3 separate regions of the Homo sapiens genome follow, and all the other regions are linked to region 1. A link is a loop called in an ENCODE intact Hi-C map of the cell type or tissue named here. Cell type or tissue: mammary epithelial cell. All regions are shown on one strand.

Region 1 (8,000 bases):
CAAAGCACATTAAGAAATCTGTGTCTTCTCATAGCCATTTTATACAACTTCTCTCAATACTTTACAAAGAAATAAAACCAATGTACTCTGCCTTTAACCTTTGTCTTACTATGTAAAGACTAGTGACACTATTAAGTGTGTCCACGTGTGTATGTACACTTGCTCTTGAGTCTTTTGAAATTTAATGTACTTTAATGTTGATTAAGGTTTTGATCCTTAAAACTCCAAGTGTGGATCTCTAAGGCATGATATAATCTCAATTTTACACAGCTTTGGACAAGGAAGAAGCTCTCACAAAGAAATTAGAAACTTTAGTGGGGCTTTCAGCTATCAAATTGGATACCTCTTCCTGGGCTCCTAATGTTCCTTTTTTCTCCATAGTGCTACTTTCAATAGCAACTGTTTCTTGCCTTTCCTCATTTTTGTGGTTATTTTTTGGGTTAATCATAGTAAGAAAAGAGATGAAAGTAGATCCTACAATAGAATATTTCTTTGTGTGGGTGATATTAAAGAGCTGATTTCTGATACCACAAATTTAGTTCCAATATAATCATCTAGACTCAGAGATGAAAACAATACTCTTTTCTGGGTCAGAGGTTTGTTGAGAGGGGAGAGAGTGTTAGAGAGTGAGGGTTCTGGCTCACGCTACAAGTTTTTTACCACAAGGAACAAAATTGTCTATCTAGTTTAAGGATGTTTATGAAAAGTCATGAATTACCTGTAAAGTATCTGTGAACCTGAAAGAGAGAGATCGTGTTTCTCATCTCCTTGCTTGTAATTCAGAGTATTCAGTCGTCTGTTGTGAAATGTTTTCTGAACTTGAAATCTCAGGATTCCTCATGCATAGAAAGAAGTGGCATAAAAATATACACACCTGATGTCACTTTAAGAATGGCCAGTGACATTTATGGTGTTGTTCTTGGAAGATAAACAAACTAAAAAGAATCAGCTTGGAAGATCTCTTGGTTTACTCTTTGCATAGCTTATTGGTCAAGATTTTGTTTGGCTGCATGTCATCTACACTTGAACTACAGTGGCTAACCAAACAGGTTGAATTTTCAGCCTTAGCCGGGAGTATGGAGGTAAGGATCCAGTGTCACTATTCAATAACATCATCAAAGAACCAGGACCCTTCTTTTATCTTGTTCTGTCATCTTTAATATATGGCTTTCATTCTCATGGGTTTAAGCTCTACTTCTAGGCATCATGTCCAAATTTCAGGCGAAGGACAAAAAGCAATAAACAAAAGGCACATATTAGATTACTCTGTCTCTTTTTAGTAATGATAATAATAATTTAAAAGCTTTCTAGAATCTTACCTGAGAGGGTTGCTTTTATACTTCTTTGGCCATAACTTGGTCACATGACCATACACACCTACCTGCAAGGAAGCTGGGGTAGGTATTTTAAAGTAGTGTTATAGTCACTCTAAATTTTGATTTTTGTTAGTAATGAAAAAGTAGAGAATAGTGATTGGATGGAAAGCCAAAAACAGATATGATTAATGCCAAAAAGAAGGAAGGAACATACCTTTTTTTTCCCCTTAAAAATGTTATACTTGATGTGTTATATAAGTTAAAGTGTTCCATCTTCCATGAAGTTTTTCTTTATCCTCACTGTTTAGTCTGTATTCTTGCAGCACGTTGTCCTTTACTTTAAATAGTATCATGGATCACACTGTACTCCAGTTAGTTGTTTACATGCCTGTTTTCCTTAGAGAGTCAACTCCTTGAGGATAGAGACCTAGTTTAATTTGCTTCTGTAATCTCATCACTTACCCCCATGTCTGGCAATCTTGTGAGAACAAAAAAGCCAATTGAATAAATAAGGACAAAGTAAGGTATGGGTAGCTCATGATCCCTAGGAAATGAATGGGCTCTGAGAATCTGGGGTCCATCTACTTGCCTCTTCCCCAGACTTCCTTGAATCCAGTCTTTCATTCTTTTTCCTCCTAAACCCTTGACCATTCTGAACCCCCTTCTCTCACCTGAACATCTCACCCCAAGATTCTGCACATACACTTACCTTGGGTCAGTTTTTTTCCTACACAAGTGGATGATCATCACTGCCTGAAATTCTGTCCTTTGGAAGGATAACCCCTCACCTTGAGTTGGGTTATAACATAGTAATAAGCCAGTTTTGGCTTGTACCACATATCAAGATGACTCATCGGTAAATAAAGTTCTGGTTTTTTTTTTTGTTTTTTTTTTTTGTTTTTTGCTCCTCCAAAATCTGGTAAAAGAGGTTCCCACCTGCAATGGGGCCAAGGTGTGAGCTGAGGAAGAGGCATGGGGGCAGCAGCTGTGGACACATGGAGTCTGGCTGTTTGCTCAAGCAGCTTGTTTGTACTTTCTGGCCCTGATTGTGCCTGATCTCTAGTGTTCCACTTCTGTCGTATGCTTTTCATTTGGTTCGTCTGAAAGAACAATGGCTTGCAGGCCAAATATGGATTATTTTTGTGAATAAAGTTTTATTGTAAGGTAGCCACATCCTTTGTAATAATAATTCAAGTAATTATTGTCTACTGCAGCTTTGACACTCCAACAGCAGAGGTGAGCAGTTGTGATAGCAATCCTAGGGCTCCCAAAGCCTAAAATATTTACCATCTGGCCTTTTACAAAGTAAGTTGGCTGGCCCTGGCTGAGGGAAACCTGGGATTTCAAGATTTTGGGCTGAATTAACTCATATATCCCCTTCCCAATTTTCAGAGTTCCACTCTTTCCTGATCAGAACCTTGACCTTGGCCCAGTAGACCTCTGAGGCTGGGAATTCAGCTTTCTCTGGAAAGCTTTCTCAGTCATTAGGTACTTGGCTTAATCCTAGCTTTTTCTACCCTATGGCTACAGGAGATGAGAATCTCTTTATTAAATGACAAAAAAATTCTGTCTTTTACATTTTTACATTGGTAACTAATCACCTTCAGCCTTTCATTGTCTTTCTCCAATGCACAGATGCATTGACATATTGATGCATTGATGGCCCTCAGGAACAGCCATCCAATTTCATAGTCTTTATAATTATTCTTTTTCATGAACATCTCAAATATTTGAGACATTTTAGCTGCCATTGCATTTCCTTCTCTCAATATCCCAATCCAGTTCACCACTCAAGGCTGGTTTCCAGGATTTACCTGGAGCTGCAGAGAGCCCATGCTTAGTTTAATGTTGTGCAGTTACCATCTTGAAATTTTTAATACTTTTATCTTTGAACTGTGTCTTGTAAGTAAAGTCTGATGGGACAATGGAGATATGCATGAATGGTGTGAAGAGATACTTGAATATGCATGCCCATCATTCTTTGCCATTCCATAAGCATAAAGAGTTTGTGATGTTCATAAATGAGAATTCTCCCAGCATACATAGGAGTTCAAGGAGTTGCAAAGCAAGTAAAATATAAGCATTTAAGTTTGCAACTGATAGGCCATAATTGCCATTTGAACCCAAATTGCTTCAAATGCAGAAAGAGGCAATGACAAAAACCTGAAAGACCAATGAATGCTACTATATATAATTTTGTACTTGTGTTATTTCCTTGTATTAGCCAACCACTTACTGCAAATGATAACAGAAGAAAAGAGAAAGATAGGACACAGATTTTCTTTCTAGTCCTTCCTTACTCATCACTAAGCCAAAGAAAGATGGTGTTGTAGAAGTGTGTGCATTAAGAAGTCAAATGAAAACAGTTGAGTTAGCTGTGTACAGTGTTTCCATTGTTCTGCTAAGAACGAAATGCATGTGCATGCATAAGCTAGGAAATATGATGCAGCCATAAAAAAGAACAAAAACATGTCCTTTGCAGCAATATAGATGCAGCTGGAAGCCCTTATCCTAAGTAAACTAACTCAGAACACCAAATATTGAATATTCTCTCTTACCAGTGGGAGCTAAGTCTTGAATTTCCATGGACATAAAGATGGGAACAATAGACAGGGGATTCCAAAAGGAGGGAGGGTGCAGGGGCTGAAAAATTTCCTATTGGTACTATGTTCACTATCTGAGTCACTACACAGGATGAATAGAAGCCCAAACCTCAATACCATGCAATAAGCCCTTGTAACCGCCTGCACAAGTACCCCCAAATCTAAAATAAAAATGGAAATTGAAAGAAAAAAAGGAAATACGAGTTGTGTAATTTCAGTGTGTTCTAGTCCATTTGGGCTGCTGTGGCAAAATACCATAGACTGTGTGTTTTGTAAATAACAGAACTTTATTTCTCACAGTTCTGGAGTCTGGGAAGTCTAAGGTCAAGATGCTATCAGATTCAGTGTTTGGGGAGGGCCCACTTTCTGGTCCATAGATGGTGCCTTCTCCCTGTGTCTTTATATAGTAGAAGGTACAAGGGGTTTTTCTTGGGCATCTTTCACTACTGTGAAGTTTTGCATAAATGGCAATCAGTATACTACTTACCACTGGTCTTCGTTACTGGCCAATTGGTGAGAGATCCAGCTTTGTAATCTCATTTTAGCCTCTAGGTCCCAGGAAAACAAATGGAAACTATCTTAGATTTGGTTACCCAGGGGGAAAGCTCTAAGAAGGAAATGTGCTCATAGGTGCACCTGGGTACGATCTTGCAGTTGTCTATGAAAGCCAAGGGAAGCATGAGGTCAGAAGGAGAAGTTGCACTGTAATGTGGGACAGGACTTTTGAATGATCGTATGTGGAGCTCTAGAGCTGGGATGGTCTTCAGAATTGTGCCAGTTGAGTCAAGGGAACAAGCCTACCCTCACTTTGATTAGTCATGGCTCGCAGGCTGTTCCCAGAGAGCAGATCATAACCTTTGGTAAGGTATTCTCCTTCAGCTGAGGACAATTCCTGGAGAAAGACTTAGTTGGCAGCAGTGACAACTAATACTTGCAGGAACTGGGGAATGAGGGCCTCTGTCCTGCAGGGGTCAAGGCAGTACAGCATCCACTGAACAAGGTCCACACAACAGCCAGAAACAGGTAGGCATCAACAGACTCCACAAGAACCAAAAGATTTCCTTTCAATCTTACAGTTTTTTAAAAATTCAGACAAAGTAGAGCAGAAAAGAAAAATGCTGCCATTACATACACCACACAAAAACTTCAGTGGTTTAACTGCTGTTATTACATTAGAGTCAGGCAAAATCAATTTTATTTAGTACAACACAACTACTACTCTTTTCCTTTAAAAAATTCACCCTCTTTTTTTTGTTCCAGGGGATCAGTCTCAAAGCCTGTTCCATGTACAGTCTTCACATCTGAAGAAATGTGGAAGCTAGCATACTTCTTTCTAAAAAATGTTAACCTTGTGGCTTTATTACAAGAGGAAATGAGTCAAACCTATCAACTTCATGATACTACAGTTAGGTGCCGTAATCCAAAAGTTACAAAACAGCCTGCAGGACATAATGCAGTTTTAGAGTGAAAAACTTAAAAATGCTTCCCTTATGATTGATGAGTTACAAATGGGATGGGCTGAGATAGCATGTGAACTTGTGCATGTGTGTGGGTATGTTAGTTGGGGGTAGAGTTGGGTTGAGGTTGGGGGGTGGTGGCGGCGCACCTTGCAAGTTTAAACTGGGCAAGCTCAAAGGAATCATGCTTGGCTTAGGTCCCATGGTACAAGTTTGTACTGGGCCATGAAAGACGATGCTTGGTCCTATGTGTGACACCTGGCATATAGGCTGAAAGAAAGGTGTGCCTTGTCAGGGATTTTCCCAGATGCTTTCTGGATTTCTTCACCATTATCAGCAGCTCCTTTTAAACACACAAAGCATGTGTACCATGCATTGCCAGGGCACTGTTCTGGGAGTAGCCTGCTAATTGTTCTTTCTCATTGGTATAATCCTGGTTGAAGGGAGAAATCGGCAAGAAATCAGGTTTTTCTCTCCACCCATCTCCACCCAATCAAGGACTCTATATTTTTGGTTTGAAAGAAAGTATCAGATGGTTTGGTCTTTGGACAGAGTACCCAAGATTATGGTGAGAGGAAGGCTCTATCTCTGTCCATATTGCCTAGGATAGTAGAGTCAGATGAAGAGTTCAAACTTACAAGGACATTGAAGAAAACTCAAAGCCCCAGCCTCAAATACAAGAGAGAGGCTGGACTACTCAGGTCTCTCTTTACCTTACTACTCCTACTCCAGCTTGGGATAGGGTTGGGGAGGGAGCTGCTGGAGAATGTTATTTAACCACTAGTTATAATCTTGTTAAAGGAACAGAATATCACTCGTTTTGGACCTCAGGCTGGCTGGTTTCATATAGTTAAGCACAGCATGAATTGGCATTAAATAAACTCAGAATGGAGGAAACATGTTTCACAAGGCAGGGAGAGATGTGGGTACATTACTGTTGGCGTTTTAAAAGACTAAACTTGGACTAAAGTCTTCTCATCGTGAGCAGAGCAGATTGTCACCAGGCCATCCCCAGCAAGACAGCACCACAGAAATTCACCCCCAGCTTCCCAATGCCTACATCTTCATTGCCACAGAAACAAAATCCTGACTCAAGAGATTAAAAATTTTTGTAAAAGCCTCATTGACAAGGCATTCAGCCACTGTGCTTTTACCTCATCAGATACCATCCCCTCTCACTTTCTAGTTTTTCCAGCACCTAGGAAACATAAAATTGTCATGGTATTCAAGATACTTTCTCTGCTCATAAAACAATAATCACATTGTAAACCCAAGAGTGCTGCAATAGAAGTCTTTCTGGTCCTTTATTAATGCTGCTGGTATTTGTCTAGCCTTTAAAAAGCTTTTGGCTCAACATCCTACTCATATTTTTGGGCTATGACTTGCTAGAGTTGTCAGGACAAGTAAAACATTTCCCTTTCAGCGTTCATTACAAGAAAAAAAATTCTATTGTATTTCTTAAAAGTGACTTGTGACTCATCTCCTTTTTTGGGATAGAGTTATAGCTTAAGGTTGTGCCGGTGGTGTACTTCCCTGTGGTGATAAGTAAAGCAAATGTTCGGAGGTGAGAGATACTGAATTTGGATATGAGTTTTATTTGTTCATTTGCCACACCTACAGGATGCTACAGAACTCTGCAGGAACATTTTAATGAATAAATCTTATGGGTTTTTAGTATAACTCTATAATTTAAGATTGACCTCTGAATTCCAGCTGAAATTTATATTGAGAGAAAGGAACAAAGTGCCCCATTAGTGCAGACTTATTTTGACAAACGTATTTTTATTTATTGTTTGAAAAATGAAAATAGCTTTATTGCTTCCTTATAGTTAGTAAGTAAATGTTTGACTTTAAAAAATTATTATAAGCAGGAAAAGAACCCAGTTATACATGCTATTGCAAATATTTCAGAAAAGACAGTGACACATAAGGAAGGAAACATAAATTATTTATAATTTTACCAACCAGTGATAATCAGCTTTAAGTGATAATCAGCACTGATTATAGGCTACATTGGTTTATAGCCTAACAGTCTATTTTTCTATGTATGCACACAGGTAGATTATATTTTGCCAAAATGAAATTGTACCATACGTGTTGGTTGGTGGCTTTAAAAAAAGATTCATCAATAGATGAACTGTATCATTCCTCACCTTTTTTAGTAAACAGAAAGAGTTGTAAATTGTATGACTCTTTAGACTGCTTGCTATGGCAGAAGTGGAAACATTTTCAGAACAAATGAATTGTGCATCATTTTGTTAGCAAATCGTTGGAAAGACTAGATAGGTCAGAGAAAGCGCAACTATTTCGCTTTGAACTTCTTGCACGATTATATTGAAGGAAATTCTCTGGGGACAAAAATTTTTTGACTGTCATAGAGCCAAACAAAATGGCTAAAAGTTGTTGAAAGCCCTCTCAGAATATCATGGTGCTGTGCATTCCCTGGGCCATCTTGGAAAAGAAGGAATATATTCTTTCATCAACATTAGCATGGAGCTTCTGTCAGAAGAGGCTGTGCAGCACATCTGTGAACCATTTCTTTGGACTACTAAAAGTATAACTCTAACTCCATGATATTATTTGCTCCCAGAACTTTTTCTTTCATTTTTTTTGTAGTTGTCTAT
Region 2 (8,000 bases), 96 kb before region 1:
ATCCTTTGTAGAAGTCCTTCCAGAATTTTTTCTCTGAGGCCTAATGATATGAACACTGTGGAAGTGCTCTTCTGGCCAATAATACCTCCCCTGTCTTCAGTGTTCTCTAGGAAGGCTGGTTATTTTTGTTCAAAAATAAATTTTGAGTTTTAAGCATCACATATCATGCATGGACTAAGAATTTGCTTGGGTGAGCAAGTCCCAGTACCAGAGGAAAGTGGGAAGATTCTTAAAGGGAGCTAGTTTTGAAAGAGGAAAAAGCCATAGACTGGCTGAGAGAAGCTGGGGAAGTAATCCAGGTAGGGGCAGTAATTTGGGCAAACCTTTGGAAGTAGGAGGGAGTTAGTCATGAGCTCGGGATGGTAAGCAGGTCCACTTAACTGCATTGAGAGTCTAGGACTGTAGGTCTTAATCCTGGCCATGTATCAGCATCATCTGAGAAGCTTTTTGTTTGTTTGTTTGTTTGTTTTTGTTTTTTGTTTTTTTTTTTAAAGATAGCTGCTTGTGCCAGGCATGGTGGCTCGTGCCTGTAATCTTAGCACTTTGGGAAGCTGAGGCCCGCAGATCACCTGAGGTCAGGAGTTCAAGATCAGCCTGGCCAACATGGTGAAACCCCGTCTTTACTAAAAATACAAAAATTAGCTGGGCACGGTGGCATGCGCCTGTAGTCCCAGCTACTCGGGAGGCTGAGGCAGAAGAATTGCTTGAACTCAGAAGGTGGAGGTTGCAGTGAGCTGAGATCATGCCACTACACTCCAGCCTGGGTGACAGAGTGAGACTCTTTCTCCAAAATAAATAAATAAATAAATAAATAAAGCTGCTTGAGTCTCACACTGGACCTATTAAATCAGACTCTCTGCAGATGGGCCTTGAGCCTTTGTGTTTTGTTTTGAAAATCTTCACAAGACATCTTGATGCCTAGGCATGTTTGAAAATCAACTTAGTGAGATATAAATTTTGTTGAGTAAAGAAAAGGGAGCCTGCAATCCATGTTTTGCATGACTCACAAAGCAAAAGAGGGCCAGATCAGGCTTTTGAGCAGGGAAGAGATAACCTCATGCAGTTTTGTAGATACCAAGATGATAAGACTGATTTAATATCAGAGAACCCAAAATCAGGTTAAATAACGTGTCCAAGTTCATGTAGCCAGTAAGCAGAAAGCTATGGCATAATTCCAAGTCTTTTGATTTCACTTCAGTGTTTGTACCATGGAGGCAGACCAGAGGAAAAGAAAAAAAAAAGATTTGATGGTAAGTAGGAGAAGGAGAGAGGTTAGAATACTATGAAAGATATCTCTAAATTGAGAGTCGTGGATAACAGGAGGGAAGAAAACTGAAAATTGAACACCTATCATGTGCCAGGGTATATCTCATTTAATCTTCCCAAGACCACAACAGGGTAATAGTGGCCCATATAAGGATGCTGAGGGTCAAGGTGGTTAATAGTTTGCCCAAGGCCACACAGACAGGAAGTGAAATTCGGACCTACACCTAGGTCTGCTGGCTCCAGAGCTCATGCTCTTCACTATTCTACTTGGTCCCTCATCGGAGAGCAGTGCTTCTTATCAAGGGCAATTTTGCCCCCAGGGACATTTGGCAATGTATGGAGACATTTTGGGTTGTCACAGTTTTGGGGAAGTTGGGGGCTGCTACTGGCATCTGGTGGGAGGGCCAGATATGCTGCTCAACCATGTGCACAGCAGCCACAAAGAATTATCCAGCTCAAAATGGCAGCACTGTTGAGGCTGAGAAACTCCAGCCCAGAAGGATGGTTGTAGCTCAGAAAGTTGGAAATGAAGGACATGTTGATGAGCAAGTTGATGAAAGGATTTCAAACATTCGTGTATTAGGTATTCAATTAAATCTAGCTGTGTCTCCTCTCTTTCTGCCTGAGTGTTACATGAGGCTGAGATGTTGCCCTATATGTTATAATCTAGTTACTGACTTTCTCATGCCTAACTGACTGCATCTTTACAAGAGCCCTCCTTCAAGACCCCAGATGGGTTTACTGCAAGAACGGCTCTTGTGCCAGTTTCTAACCACCTGTTAAGGTGAGGAAGCTTTAGTTCCCCCATTTCTTTCTCTTTTTTCTTTCGGTTTTATTATTATTTTTCTTTTTTTTTTTTATGACCCATTGAGTTCTTGGCAGATCTGTTAGACATTTTCTCCAAGTTTCTCTTTTGAGCCTTTTATCTGAGGGAGGTGGATCTTTGTTTACCCAGACCTGAGTAGAAATTACCAAGACCAGAGGCCACAATGAGGCAGCCATTTTTAGTCACTTTCCACCTGGGCTGAATTTGAGCCAGAAGATAAGAGACAAAATATATCCCATTATCAGCCCCCTAAGCCATCTACTCCCCCTGATTACTCCCACAGATATTCTTGTTTCAATGCCAGTAAGCCCAAATACTCTGTTTGTGGTGGCTTGGAGCCAAAATCCAGGTGTGATATTCCAAAGCATTCTTGTAGAGGAATTTTCAGCTGGTATTTTGTTTACCTGCATTTTTGGCCCATCTCAATCCCTTAGGAGCCAAAAGCTCACAGAACTGTAACATTTCTAACTCTTACCATACCTGTCTATAAAATATGCATGAATACAGACTTTACACAATGGATCTGTGGCCTTTGGTGACCTCTTCATTGCCTTTAACTTTCTTCACGAAATTCCAAGAGACTGTGGAAACACCTCCTATCTTGCTACTGCTCATTAGGAATCTAATACCCTCTCACAAAATGCTCTAGGGTTCTTGGCAAGGAAAAAGAAAGGCTGTAAAATCAAGATATGTTGTTCTTAGGATTACTTTATATATATATTTTTTGAACGCTCAGCTTAAGGCAAACCTGGAAGAAAAGCATAATAATTATACTAGTCATAAATGAATATTACCACCTTATCCATTCTAGAAGAAGATTTAAAAATAATCTAGGTTTGGATTTTGATGTGTTTGGTGTTGGGATCAGTCTTCCCCAATACCTTCCTCTTTACGAAAAGAAGCCATTGTGTTGTTCCTCTCACTTTGGGGCTAGGAGGTATCTGTTCTGGCTCACTCTGTGACTTTCTCCTTTGCTCACCTTGCAAATGTTCTAGGCCTTATCTCTGATGTCTGCCTTGGCCTCTGGGAATGCTGCACAGCACTGGCCATGGGTCAGTAGAGAGAGACTTATGGCAGAAGGCTTGCAGGCAACTTTTTCTCCTACTACCTTTATTGTTTTTCAATCTTGTTTCTGCATCTGTAAAATGCAGATAATGCTACCTGGCTTCTTTGCCCCATACATGAATCAGGAGGACTTTGTCTTATTCATTGTATCTAGAGCAATTCTTGGTGCCTAGGAGCCACATAATAAATATATGCTGAATGAATGAATAAACATCATGTAAAAGTCTCCAATTCTAAATGAATTTAAGGTACTTCTTTTTTGGAGAGTGCATTGCATTTTAAACTAGTCTGTTTTTAGTACATATAGATAAAATAAAAATTTTCAATGATATTTCTGCCCTGGCTTGCTTCCGGCCCTGGGCCATGCAACAATTGGAAAAACACAAGGAATGAGATTATCATAGATTTTTCCATGTAAGTAGTGAGGGGCCCTTCAGAGCATGCAGTATTTTTCCCTTGGCATGGTTTTAGTAGAAAATGCTTATTATTATTTATTATGTATTTCTTAAGGGAAAATGGTATAGAATCTTCATCTAGATTTTTCTGATTTTAAGATTTATATGAAGATGAGAACTAGATTAGGACTTAGGTTCTTACTGAGTCCACTGCACTTGTATTTCCTGCATATGTCAAAGCATGGATACCCGTGGCCTTGGCTTACAGCTCAGGAAGAGTGAAGAACGTACAGCCGATGCCTGCCTCCTGATTCATAAGCATGATGCACACACACACGTTATCAGGACAGTGGCAGCCCATTCAATGGCAAATCCTGGAAAAGTTAAACTTTAGTACTTGTGTATTTTGCTGATTCCCTGTTGCACTTCTGCTGAATCTTAGATAACTTGAGCCTGCATATGTTTTTGTTTAAATGACTCAGGGTAAGTTTCCTTCTTTGAACATCCCTATGATTAAAAATTCAGGCTGGGCACGGTGGCTCACGCCTGTATTCCCAGCACTTTGGGAGGTTGAGGTGGGTGTATCACCTGAGGTGAGGGGTTCCAGACAAGTCTGGCCAACATGGTGAAACCCTGTCTCTGCTAAAAATACAAAAATTAGGTGGGAGTGGTGGTGGGTGCCTGTAATCCCAGCTACTCAGAGGGCTGAGGCATGAAAATCGCTTGAACCTGGGAGGCGGAAGTTGCAGTGAGCCAAGATCGTGCCACTGAACTCCATCCTGGGTGACAGAGCAAGACTCCGTCTCAAGAGAAAAAAAAATAAAAAAAGAAATCGAATGTTATGATATCTTCTGCCATTGGTAATCTGCCTGATCCTTTAAATAAAAACCTCAGGGACACATGAGACTTAGAATTTTTAGAGTTGAGATTTGTTAAAAGATATTTTAGATTTTTTTAAAGAGGCAATGAGGTGCATTTACTATGTAACACTCTCATCTGGGCCTGGACCAGCAGACATAGTCAATAATTAGAAATTCAGGTCAGATTTTGCCACCAAATGAGTTCAAATCAAGTTAGGTTTTGCCACCAAGTGAGTTTAGAAAACAAACAAACAAGTTTTGGTTTTTAGAAACTTTCAGATGTTTGAATTTTGGAAAAGAGACTGCAGACAGGTATTTCAAAACCTCAGTTATTGATTCACTGTATTTTTAAAAGTTCCACTAATAGAGAAACTTAATTTTATTGACAGCCTTGTAGAGAGAGGTAAGCATCTTGCCTTGAGGTACTTTTTTTCTTCACAGAAAGCCTACGGGCGTTTCTGCTCACAGTCATGTGAAAATCAGCTTAATGTATTTCTTGTTGCAGGCTGTTAAAATGGCTTGAATTCCACTAGAGGGCAGTTGGGCCTTATCTCAGTGGACTTTATGGTTACCAGATCTGGTTCTGTCATAATTGGGTAATTTTTGTCACTGACCCCTGTTGGGGCCAAAAAAAAAAAAAAAACCTCCCCGTTGCCCTCTGGAGGCTCACTGAAAATCACCGGGAAAAGGCAGATTAATAGAAGAGAAGGCGTAAAAATTCATTTGATCATAGTTTTAAGTGACATGGGAGCCTTCAAAAGGAAGACTCAAAGATACAGGAGAAAACTGTCCATTTTTGTGTTTAGGTTCAACAAAGTACAGATAGTTGTGTAGAAATGCGATTGGACAAAACAGGTATGATCTAATGCTAACAGACTGAATGGTGAAGCCCAGTAAGGCTTGTTCATCTAGATTCTTCTTGACATCTCTGAGCATGCATTTCTTTCTTCTGTGTATGTGGCAGGGCTCTTTCTGGAATGGGGATCTTATGACCTACAGTCAAATAGGGTAAGTCAGATAATTTATCTATGGCCAGTTTTTACACAGGAAAGTGGGGGAAAACCTGGAGTGGTTTTTAGGTTTTATGGCTGGCTTTGGAGAAAAGGGGTTCTGGCTTCTATGACCTGCCTTGGGGAAGGGGGATTCTAGTTTCTGTGGCTAGCCTCCAAGGAAAATGAGGGGCCAGAGGCAGGAGGGAAGGAAAAAGTCAGAGAGAGCTGCTTCTAAGGCTTTCATGTTGGAGTATTGTTTTCTGAGCCCCATACACCACCACTCATTTCTGTTTCTACTCAGCAGCTGTCTGTCCCACTTGACATCACCTCACATACATCTAGAGGTCAGTGATTTCTGTGCTTACATTTCCAGCCTATGAGGCTGTTCTGAGCTCCTATTCAGAATCTCTAGTTAGCTGTTTGAAAGACCGTTTAGTCTATTGAGGATTGACCTCATGAGCGCCATTGCTTGCCCTCCACCGCATTTCTTGTCTTCCAGTGCTCCATGACTCAGCAAAAGTCAACACCATCCATTTGGTCATGCGAGCCTAGGAATGTAGGCTTCATCCTCGACATTCCCCTTTCCTGCATAATTCCTCATCAAATTCCCTCTACTTTACTTACCAAATATACCCCCATGGTCTGTCTACTTTCCTACATCTCTACCCCTAGCTACCACCTTCTTTTGCCTGGCTATTAGACACCTAACTGGTCTCCTAGCTCTACGCATGCCTCTCTGCCTTCTTCCAAATTTCTCTCTTATTCTCTCTTTCCCCTACTGCCAAGTCTCTAGACTTTTTGATTAATCTCAATTTTTATCTCCACATTTATATATCCCTATCCATTATGAAATATTGTTTTTTTTTAAAAGCATGTGAAAGACCAGTGCACTGAAAACTCAGTTTTCTAAGAGGGTAGTGGTTCATGATATATGTAAGTAGTCCTCACATTGTGTGAGTCCTACATGCATGAATTTAGGTTATTATGAGTTATTTACATAACACCATTTCCCTAATACCAGCCTTCCAACAATAAGTTTCAAATTTTGGATCAATTTCTTAGTAATTTTCTTAGGTATGACTTCCCCTTGGAGATCTGGACAAAAATAAAAAGTGAGCACATGTACATAGATAGCTGTAAGATGCAGAGGGGGTACTAGAAAAAAACACACATCTAATTGGCTGATGGTTTCCTCTGGGAGGGGAGTGGAAATAGGGGTATAAAGAGTTGTTTATCTTTTATTTTTATCTATTCAAACATCTGTACGGTTTGAATCTAAAACAAAAATGTAACCAGGCATTACTTATTAAAGAAAATAGGAAAGAAAGGAGTAAGAATGATAGATTATAAGTGATTTTTAAATCTTTTAACAAATGTCCTCCTGAATTGTTCCAATAATTATTTTTAAGATACTGGAAAGACTCAATCTCCCTAAATATCTCCTTTATATCAATTCCAACACCAGAAATTTGTCATTCATTCAGTGAATATTTTACTGAAGGTGTCTTGCAAACAAAACTCCATGCTAAAATTCCTTTCTTTCTGTCTTTCATAATTCCTTATTAAAATGCAGATACCTCCTCTTCATTCTCCGTGGCTAAGGTGTGAAAACCATCTTCAATAAACACCTTTAGAGATTCTGGCAACTAAGAAAAAAAGGGAGCCTGTTTGTGTTCCTCTATCCATCCATTTATGTAGCCATTATTGAGTATTTCCAGTCACTATGACAAGCTGAGTGAATCTGATGAGCAAGGCAAATTAAAATCTTCTAATTTACCAAACAAAAACAGTAGAAAGAAAAAAATTAAAAAAAGATAATTGCATTTCATAGCTTCATATATACACGCATTAACTTAAAAAAAAAACTGAGAAACGAGAAAAACCACTGAGAAGGCATGGGGCTGGGGGCCACTACACAAGGTAAGGCAGTCAGTGTAAACATCCTACTAAGACTCATAAAGAGAAGAATAACATTTAGCTCAAAATCATTTAAGTTGCTATAATGTCCCCTTCCTCTGTGTCCAACCTGAGTACTCTTTAATAAAGTCTACTTTGCACACATATACCCATATATGGCCCCTCTGGAAAAAAAAAAGAAAAGAAAACAAATGGGATTATGTCTTTGTTATTTGTTAACTTGCTCTTCTCCTTAATTAGATGTAGAAGATTTTCCAAAATGAGTAAAAAGTCTACCTCATTCTTTTTGATGTTGCCTCAGTGTTGCATCATATGGATGCACTATTATTTATTTACCATTTCTTTATTAATGGACATTTGCTTTCTCAATTTTTTTCAATAACAAACCATGCTTTATTGAATCTTCTACTTTTGTGCACATATTGAGTTTTTTTCCCATATGGATTCTTCAAAATGGAATTACTAGATCAAAGAGTATGCACATTTCAAGTTTGGATAGACAATGTCAAATTGAATCAATTTATACTATGAGTGTCCTTTCTACTTGTCAAGATGTAACATTTCAATAATTGTTTAAATTAAATGATGTCCGATAGATGAAAAATATTTTATTGTTTTGGTTTGCATTTCCCTGATATATAGTATAGGTGAAATTCTTTTTATGTGTTTAGTGGAGATT
Region 3 (8,000 bases), 170 kb after region 1:
ACACTCTTCACTGCAATCTCACCTTCATAGACTCAAGGAATCCTCGTACCTCATCCTCCTGAGTAGCTGGAACTACAGGCATGCTTCACCATGCATGCCTATTTCTTAATTTTTTTTGGTAGAGATGAGGTCTTATCATGTTCAGCCCAGGCTGGTCTCAAACTCCTGGGCTCAAGCAATCCTCACACCTTGGCCTCCCACGGTGCTAGGATTACAGGCATGAGCCACCACACCCAGCCTCTTCATTTTCTTATAAGAAACACCACTCCTATTGGATTGGCCACCTCCCTCCACCCCATGACCTCATTTAACTTTAATTATCTCCCTGAAGACCCTACCTCCAAATGCAGTCCCATTGGGGGTTAGGACCTCAACATAAGAGCTGGGGGTGGGTTGGGGGAGACAAAATTCAGTGTCTAACAAGAAGGTTGGGAAGGCCCCTCTGTCGAGGTGGCATCTGAAGTTTAAGGTGGAACCTGACATGTGAAGAACCAGAAAAAGAGAAACACAGGCAGAGGGAACCCATGGACCAGAGGCAACTTTAAGTACTGGATTTTTGGGTTATCAGGAAAAAAAAAAAACAAAAACAGTAAGTCAGTCCAGTATTTCTAGCCTGATCAGAGGTGAGACTTTAATGTCAGACCTATCCTCTTCAGATTTCTACTCAAAAACCGCTCCACTAGCATTTGAAAGTGGCATTCAGACAAGATCAGAAAGAATACAAAGAGACTAATTACTAGCAGGTTGGAATTGTAGCTTTACTTCCAATCCAAAACTAACACTTCTCACTGAAACCGGTTTGCTTAAAAGCTGCCTATGCGAAGGATGAATTCTTGAGAAGTCTCATCAAGTATTTAGTGGATATATGCCTGCTCCATTGATGGTGATTTGAAAACATTATCCAATTATACTATGAAGAAAACATTTCTCAGAATGTTCTAAAGGTCACATTGGCTGATGTACAAGGAGATTCTTACTCTAAGTCTTTCTTTCTAAGTCAACTGAAAAGTATTTGACATCACGTGTCGGCAAAGTCCTCTTAGGGGTTGCCAGTTGCTTTCTGCGGCAGCTTTCCGCTGTTTACCCAAGCAACAAGACCGGCAGATTATGGTTTGAGACATGCTCCAAGGCAGGAGTGGGGAATGTGAAACATTGAAATCCTTCCACGTGTATTCAACCACACCCCGTTTTCATTACCTCCAAGCAGGGAGGTGAACAGAGAACTACTACATAGAACAATAGGCATGATTTGTGCTTGATTCACTCTTTCCCACCTCAGACAGTGTAATTATCACATGCATCAGAGAGCCGTAGACAAGCACTTTCCCAGTTCAGGTGCAAGAAACCGTCCCTTTTATAACAGGCCTTTAGGGACTGAAGTCTTAGCCTAATCTGTTTAGTACTTTTGTGTAAACATCCTTTGTAGCAATCATCTGACCAAGAATTATATTTGTAAAAATTATATTAAATCTCTTTATTGTGCATAGTTTGAGAAAAAGAAATAAAAAAATACTATATGTTCTATTACCAACGGATGGGTTATATTCTTGTCTGATGGATTGTGTATGTCACACTCCTTTGGTAAACAGTATCGTTGGTTGGTTTCCTCAAGTAATGGCCAAGGAAAACTAAAATTTAACTTTCTTTACATTGCATTCAATGCTGATTGTACTTCTATAAATGTAAAATAGGGCCGGTCACGGTGGTTCATGCCTGTAATCCCAACTCTTTGGGAGGCTGAGGAGGGCCGATCACCTGAGTTCAGGAGTTTGAGACCAGACTGACCAACATGGTGAAACCCTGTTTCTACTAAAAATACAAAAGTAGCCAGGCATGGTGGTGCATGCCTATAATCCCAGCTACTCAGGAGGCTGAGGCAGGAGAATCACTTGAACCCGGGAGGTGGAGGTTGCAAAGAGCCAAGATCACGCCATTGCACTGCACCATGGGCAACAAGAGTGAAACAGGAAAGGAAAGGAAAGGAAAGGAAAGGAAAGGAAAGGAAAGGAAAGGAAAGGAAAGGAAAGGAAAGGAAAGGGGAAAGGAAAGGAAAGGAAAGGAAAGGAAAGGAAAGGAAAGGAAAGGAAAGGAAAGGAAAGGAAAGGAAGAAGAGAAAGGAGAGAAACAGAGAAAGAAAGAAAGGAAAGAAAGGAAAAGAAAAGAAATAAAAGAAAAGAAAGAAACTAGGTATGTTGCTCATCTAGTGCTCCATGATTTAACTTGTACTTGTGGTTTAATTTGCCTTTAACTGGCAAAATTGAAAGAAACTTTTAAAAAAATCTCTGAAAATCTATTTGATTATAGCTTTTACAATTATAGCAAAGAAATAATCTTATATTTTCCTTCATATGATGTGTAAAAATGTCTACTTACACATGAACATAAACTTTTAAAATATGAGTATGTATGTTAAAATAATATGTATGTTTATTTCCACTCAGCTTCTTTTTAATGAACTGTAATTTTCTATTAAAATCCTTAAGAATCATTTAAGTAATAGTGAGGCAGTTTACCTTACAACTACCACTGTGGAATAATAGATTTTAAATGACGATTATTTAGTTGAAATATCCACTTGCTGTAAATGTTTTCAACAAACCTGTATATTCTTCTTGGCTTTCTCCAAGGACTCATTTTGGGATCTTTTTCTGCTTTTGGTTTGTACTAATAATCTTTTTTCTTACAAATAATTCCAAGTTTACTTTAATACAGATGGTATTTGTCCATAGCCAAAAACCCTTTCCAAAATGCGCCCTAGCTCAATAAACTAGTTTAAAAAGCATCTTCAATAAAAATAAACATCAAAACAGAGATTAACAGGAATCAAAACCCCTAAGATCATCATGACTGGCTGCTTTCACTTCACTAGTTCTAGTTTTCTTCTTCTTTATTGTGGAATACAAATGCTGTAAGAAATAGAAAATTGATTGCATGACCATATACATGATTTAATGGTACATGGTAACTTGAACGACTGCCACCTATATTGTATTAAAAACAAGATATTGCACATGTCTCTAAACTATGCCAGATAAAAATAATGACTGAGTTTAATACGGTTTAGATTACCAAGTATGGGATAGCTTACGCTGAAACCCTAGTCAGTAGGTTGAATAGAGAAGAAAAATTATTTTTCTGAATTCAGAATTTGTCTTTAGATTTTATATTGGCATAAAGTTATGTTTTAAATGCTATCATTAATGCTTACTATTTGGCAAGGACTGAACTAGATATCAGTGATATAATAGTGAACAAAAAATATATAGATTCTACAACCATTAATTAAAATAAACATTGGAAAACAGTTTAATTTATATTCATCTTTTATCAACTACATGGTCACTGAATTGGAAGATTTGTCACTTGATAAGGAAGATTGTTATTAGAATTTAAGAAAATAAAGAGCAGATTTTATTTCAGGAATAATGTGCTAAAGTAACCATGTTAGGTTGTTCTGAACATGTACTGCCACCCAATGGAGATGTGTCCAAATGACACCAGTCATTTGGAGGTTTGGAGACTGCACATTCTTTTGGGGGAATACACCTGTGGCAAATCATTCAGCATAGCTGAGTTTTGTCCAGATTGAGCTGGATTGCCCTAGGTGAGGGGGAGGAGAAGGGAAGCTTCAGCTAAAAGCATTTTCTTCTCTAATCCCAGCAAAAAAGAAAGGCTCATTCAAAATCTGATCTGAGGTGATTATAGTGAAAAAGTAAAATTGCCTGTGAATAGCTCATATTTCAAATAATGCTACCATCTAATAGACTATCAACGTGCTAACGATAACTTTTCCACATAACATAGAAATTGCAGTGTGAGGAATTGAGTTTGGGAGAAACCACTGGAGTAGACCACAGTTTTTCTGGTCTGCAGGTCTCTAAATTTCAGCCCGAATCCTTATTTATGGAGAGTAATTTGTAAGGTTCTGGACTGCTCCAAAGGAGGGATAGACTAGAGGGTTCCTCGAGATTCCTTCCTCCCTAATTATTGCACTGTCAGTGTCATTGTTCAAACCTCTGACAAAAATATTTTATACAGAATAATGTAATTCACCTCCAAAGTTCTTAAAATCACTGGTATGTTAGATGCAAGTGAGGTTGTCTATAGCCAAAAAAGACGTTGAAATGGCCCAGACTTTTTCACATTTTTCTTGACCCAGACCCTGAGATAGCCAGCATATTGTCCCATGGCAAGTTTTGAAATAAGAAGGTGCCCCAATATCAAAGACTTTCTTTGTTTAAGAAATCTAGCATTCAGGAACAGTTAATTTCCAGTGTAATGAAAACGTGTTACAAAGGCTCTTTATGTTCCAAAGACCACTTCTGCTTTTCACATAGGCAAAATTTACAGAGGGTTTAGGACAATTGTAGGGCACCCTAGCACATAGGAATCAGTGGAACTTTAGCTGTTAAGAAGGCCTAATTTTAGTAATATCCTCCTGAAATGCTGAAAATTTGTCTAAGGCAGCAATCGCCTTACTGAATCGATCATTTGATAATCCTAACACTCAGGGCTTTAAAGGGAATAATTATCTAGTAATACATCATATAACAATTCAAGTTACATTATGAAATGTGACAAGAGAGATTAAACTGGTTTAATGAAAAACAACATGGTAAAATTTTTGTATATATTTTCTAAACAAGTGATTTAAAGCCATGCTTTGTGTAGGCTTTGCAGAGTATTTCCATGTATTGAGTGTCAGAAATGATAAGCATCATTTAGTCACTCAACAAACACCTATTGCATACTTACCCTATTCTCTGTGTTGATGCCTTGCATGTACTTTGTATATAAACATAAATAAAAAGAGAATTTCTGCCCAGTGTGGGAGAAGCACTGCTATGGCTTGATCAGCATGCTCTGACTTGAGGTGTAGGACAGAAGTTAGTTCAAAATATGAATTCCATCTTACTGGATGGAGGAGTGATGGGGCATTATATCAGCTGATCATCAAGTGAACTAATACACTGTGGCTGTAACAAGAAACCAGTCTTTTCCATTGAAAAATAAGTATTAAATTTTTAACAAAAATTGTGTCAGGGACAGCATCTTTTAGCCAGAATAAAGTTTGTGCAATCAAGTCAGATTATTTTAATTATAATACTCTACTAAAATATTATAAATGTTGCACTATGAAAGATACATAGTGATATTCTAATGACAAATTAAACACATGGGAATGCAATTGCTCGCTGAATCCTCAATGATAAGTTTGTCTCAAAGGAAGTTGCTAGAGGGCTACAGGGGAATGGAGACACTAATCAAGATAAGGGCTCTTCTGTCTCTCTTGCAATTTACTGGGATTGAGAATCGCTGAAGAAGGGCATGTAAATCTCAACTCTCCTTTTGACTTGCCTGAATCACAAAAGGATCTATCCCATTTCCTATTTGTCTTATTCTTGGCCAAATTCTCCAAGTGCAGAAGTCACTTCTGTCTCTCTTAATTCTTACAAGCTCCTTAGGGTACCAGTTAGCAAAGTAGCTCTTACATTAATAGCTCTCAAATGACCTGGGAGTTGAAAACCTTCCAAAATTGCCCAACTAACTCCCAAGCAGTAATTTATGAATAGGAAGTCACTGGTTTTGATCTATAGATCAGAAGATGAGTGGACTAATAAATATCTTCATAAACTGTTCATATTTTAGATCTTTATTTTCAGGGCTAAGGTTAACTTCAATTTGCCTCATTTTATTCCATTATCCCTAACTTTATCATCCTTCATGAATAACATCAACCACACATCCACTGTTTGCAGAACTCTAAGTCTTCCTTCTAGTTTTCTAATCCCTTTTAAGGGAGACATTTTGTTTTCTTTTGACATAATTTATATCTGTTCCTCTCCACTCCAGTAGACTGAGAAAACAATGTGTTCTGTGGGGGAGAAATATTTAATGTGAAAAGTTTCTATTCTGTGACCTCATCTGGACTTTGTAATTAAGACTGTATACAATAAAACTTGATTATTTTAGAGGATTAAAAGGAATGATGCTTAGAATTAATTCATTTATGATAAACCAGTGCTTTATGAATGAACAAAAACACAACTAATTAATGAAGGTATAGAAGTGGTTCAAAAACCATGTCATATTTGATGTGGCTCTTAGTAATATAACAAAAACAGATATTTTCAGTATCTGAGATTTCTCCAGAGCCACCCTCCTTCTCCACTTCCCACAGGCCTACTCACAGAAATCATCTTGCTCTTTATTTCGATTTTGAGGCTTTTCCTGTGTCTTTAAGACCATGCAATGTTTCTTGTTTATCTGTTCCTTCCTGTGGTCATTGCCCAATGACACCAGGTCCAGCCAACTTTCATCCACAAGGGTCTAGATTTGCCCACAGCTATGTCTCCCAACTGTCCCTGGTTTCTGTTCTCAGTTCTGTTCTCTGTGTCCTCAGCTGCAGCTTGTTCCTGGAACTGTTCCCAGTTTTAGGAACTAGCCAGGAGAAGCTGACCCACAAGACAGAGACTTCCCCAACTTTCTCCAGCTGTCTCTGGACCTGTGGGGCTGTTGTGGTAGGCAGCAGGGGCATGTCAATCCCCAGCAATGTTCTTTCACTCTCATATAGGTGTTGGCCTCTTTATTCTTTACAATTACCCAGTGAAGTAGGTAATCTTTTTATAGGAAAGGAAACTGAGGTTTCCAGAGGTTAAATCACATGTCCGCAGTGGCACAGCTAGTGAGAGTCAGAGCCAGGATTTTTACTCATATATGCCTGACTCCAGCAATCATGCTACTAATCAATCACTATAGGCCACTGCATCCTAGCCACCCGAACATTGAAACAGTAGCCATGACATTCAGGATTCCCAGCTAAGACAAGTGAAATGCAATCAAAATGACTATCCCATTATATTTTATTTATTTGAAATTTAAAGCCTCTTGAGTTTAACATATAAAAGTACAGTTGAGTAGTTATATGCCAGGTACTGGTTCAAGTACTTTACACGTATTTTCTCGTTTAAGTCTCACAATCATCGTATAAAAAAGGTAGGCACTGGTATTCTTTGCATTGAAAAAACTTGAAAACAGAGGTACAGCATTGGGTTTAAATAATTCACCCCAATTTAGAGATCTGGGAAGAGCTGAGAGTTGAACTAGGTATCTCTTATCCACTGTACTTTACTGGTTTTGATAGAATTTCACTGCTTCCCTTATAAGTGCTTTCTATGAATAGGCATTATGCAGTGTTATTTATGCATTACGTGTAAGTCTTTGCATGTTCCCTGAGAGGTAGTACTATTATCCACTTTTGACAGCTGAAGAAATCAAGCATAAGAAACTTTCAGTAATACCTGGGTAGAACGGAGTAGAACTAGGATTTGAACCTAGATCTGACTGATTTCAAAGTTAATGTTTATAGAAAAATACAAAAAAATAAACAATGGCTCCCAGATAACTTTGAAAATGACTAGAGAGGGGATTTTTTTAAACAAAAACTTCCTCCATTTCTCTGGCAAGCTCATTCATCCTACATTTTGCTTGAGGTCTCTACATTACTTCTGTTCATGAGTAGCATTCTTTGGAAGATACAGTATTTGAATCATAAAAAAATATTTATTGGACTGGATTCTGCCAATTGGTCATAGTTAAATAGTTGTGGCATTAGCATTTTATTTTTACCTTCTATTTGAGGGATTAAATTATCCACTTTAATGTTTTGACTCTTAATTGCACATAGGTTGACTGTCACAGGCAGACCATTAAAATGTCTGTCACCCACCACCTACTCCATCTTCCTGGAGTCCAGAAAGCTTTCTATTGTGACTAGCTTCCAATCACCTGAGGCTATCTAATAGCTCTGGCTAATGCAATTCTCCTGGCTTTTCTGGAAGTGCCACCAGCTCATTTTCTGGTGTTATTAGAGTGGTCTCACATGGTCATTGACCTGATATGCCCCCCGGTCATCTTGTTACAACCTTCTCAGTTTCAAACTCTGCCTTGAAGAATATTTGTAAATATGTAAAATTTGAATCTCCACACTTGGAAGTGGC

The links. Peaks named below come from ENCODE experiments on the same cell type or tissue, not always from the same donor. Only the 100,000 strongest peaks of a DNase experiment are listed, where the experiment ranks them.
Region 2: it touches region 1 in a loop (6-fold over the local background); 3 of 110 quality-filtered maps call a loop at or near these places.
Region 3: it touches region 1 in a loop (6-fold over the local background); 4 of 110 quality-filtered maps call a loop at or near these places.

What each region holds. Positions count from the first base shown.
Region 1 is chr5:53,332,131-53,340,130 of GRCh38, reverse strand. No RefSeq gene overlaps it. Among named protein-coding and RNA genes, the nearest start is that of FST, 140 kb to the left of the region's middle. RefSeq lists a cis regulatory region at 2,990 and an enhancer at 2,906-3,075. In mammary epithelial cell, a CTCF peak has its summit at 4,880; DNase peaks (open chromatin) are centred at 5,520 and 6,710; H3K27ac peaks cover 7,347 bases.
Region 2 is chr5:53,427,785-53,435,784 of GRCh38, reverse strand. No RefSeq gene overlaps it. Among named protein-coding and RNA genes, the nearest start is that of FST, 49 kb to the left of the region's middle. In mammary epithelial cell, a CTCF peak has its summit at 4,946 (motif pointing right); a DNase peak (open chromatin) is centred at 4,964; H3K27ac peaks cover 775 bases.
Region 3 is chr5:53,166,412-53,174,411 of GRCh38, reverse strand. No RefSeq gene overlaps it. Among named protein-coding and RNA genes, the nearest start is that of MOCS2-DT, 61 kb to the right of the region's middle. In mammary epithelial cell, a CTCF peak has its summit at 3,475; a DNase peak (open chromatin) is centred at 3,491; H3K27ac peaks cover 723 bases.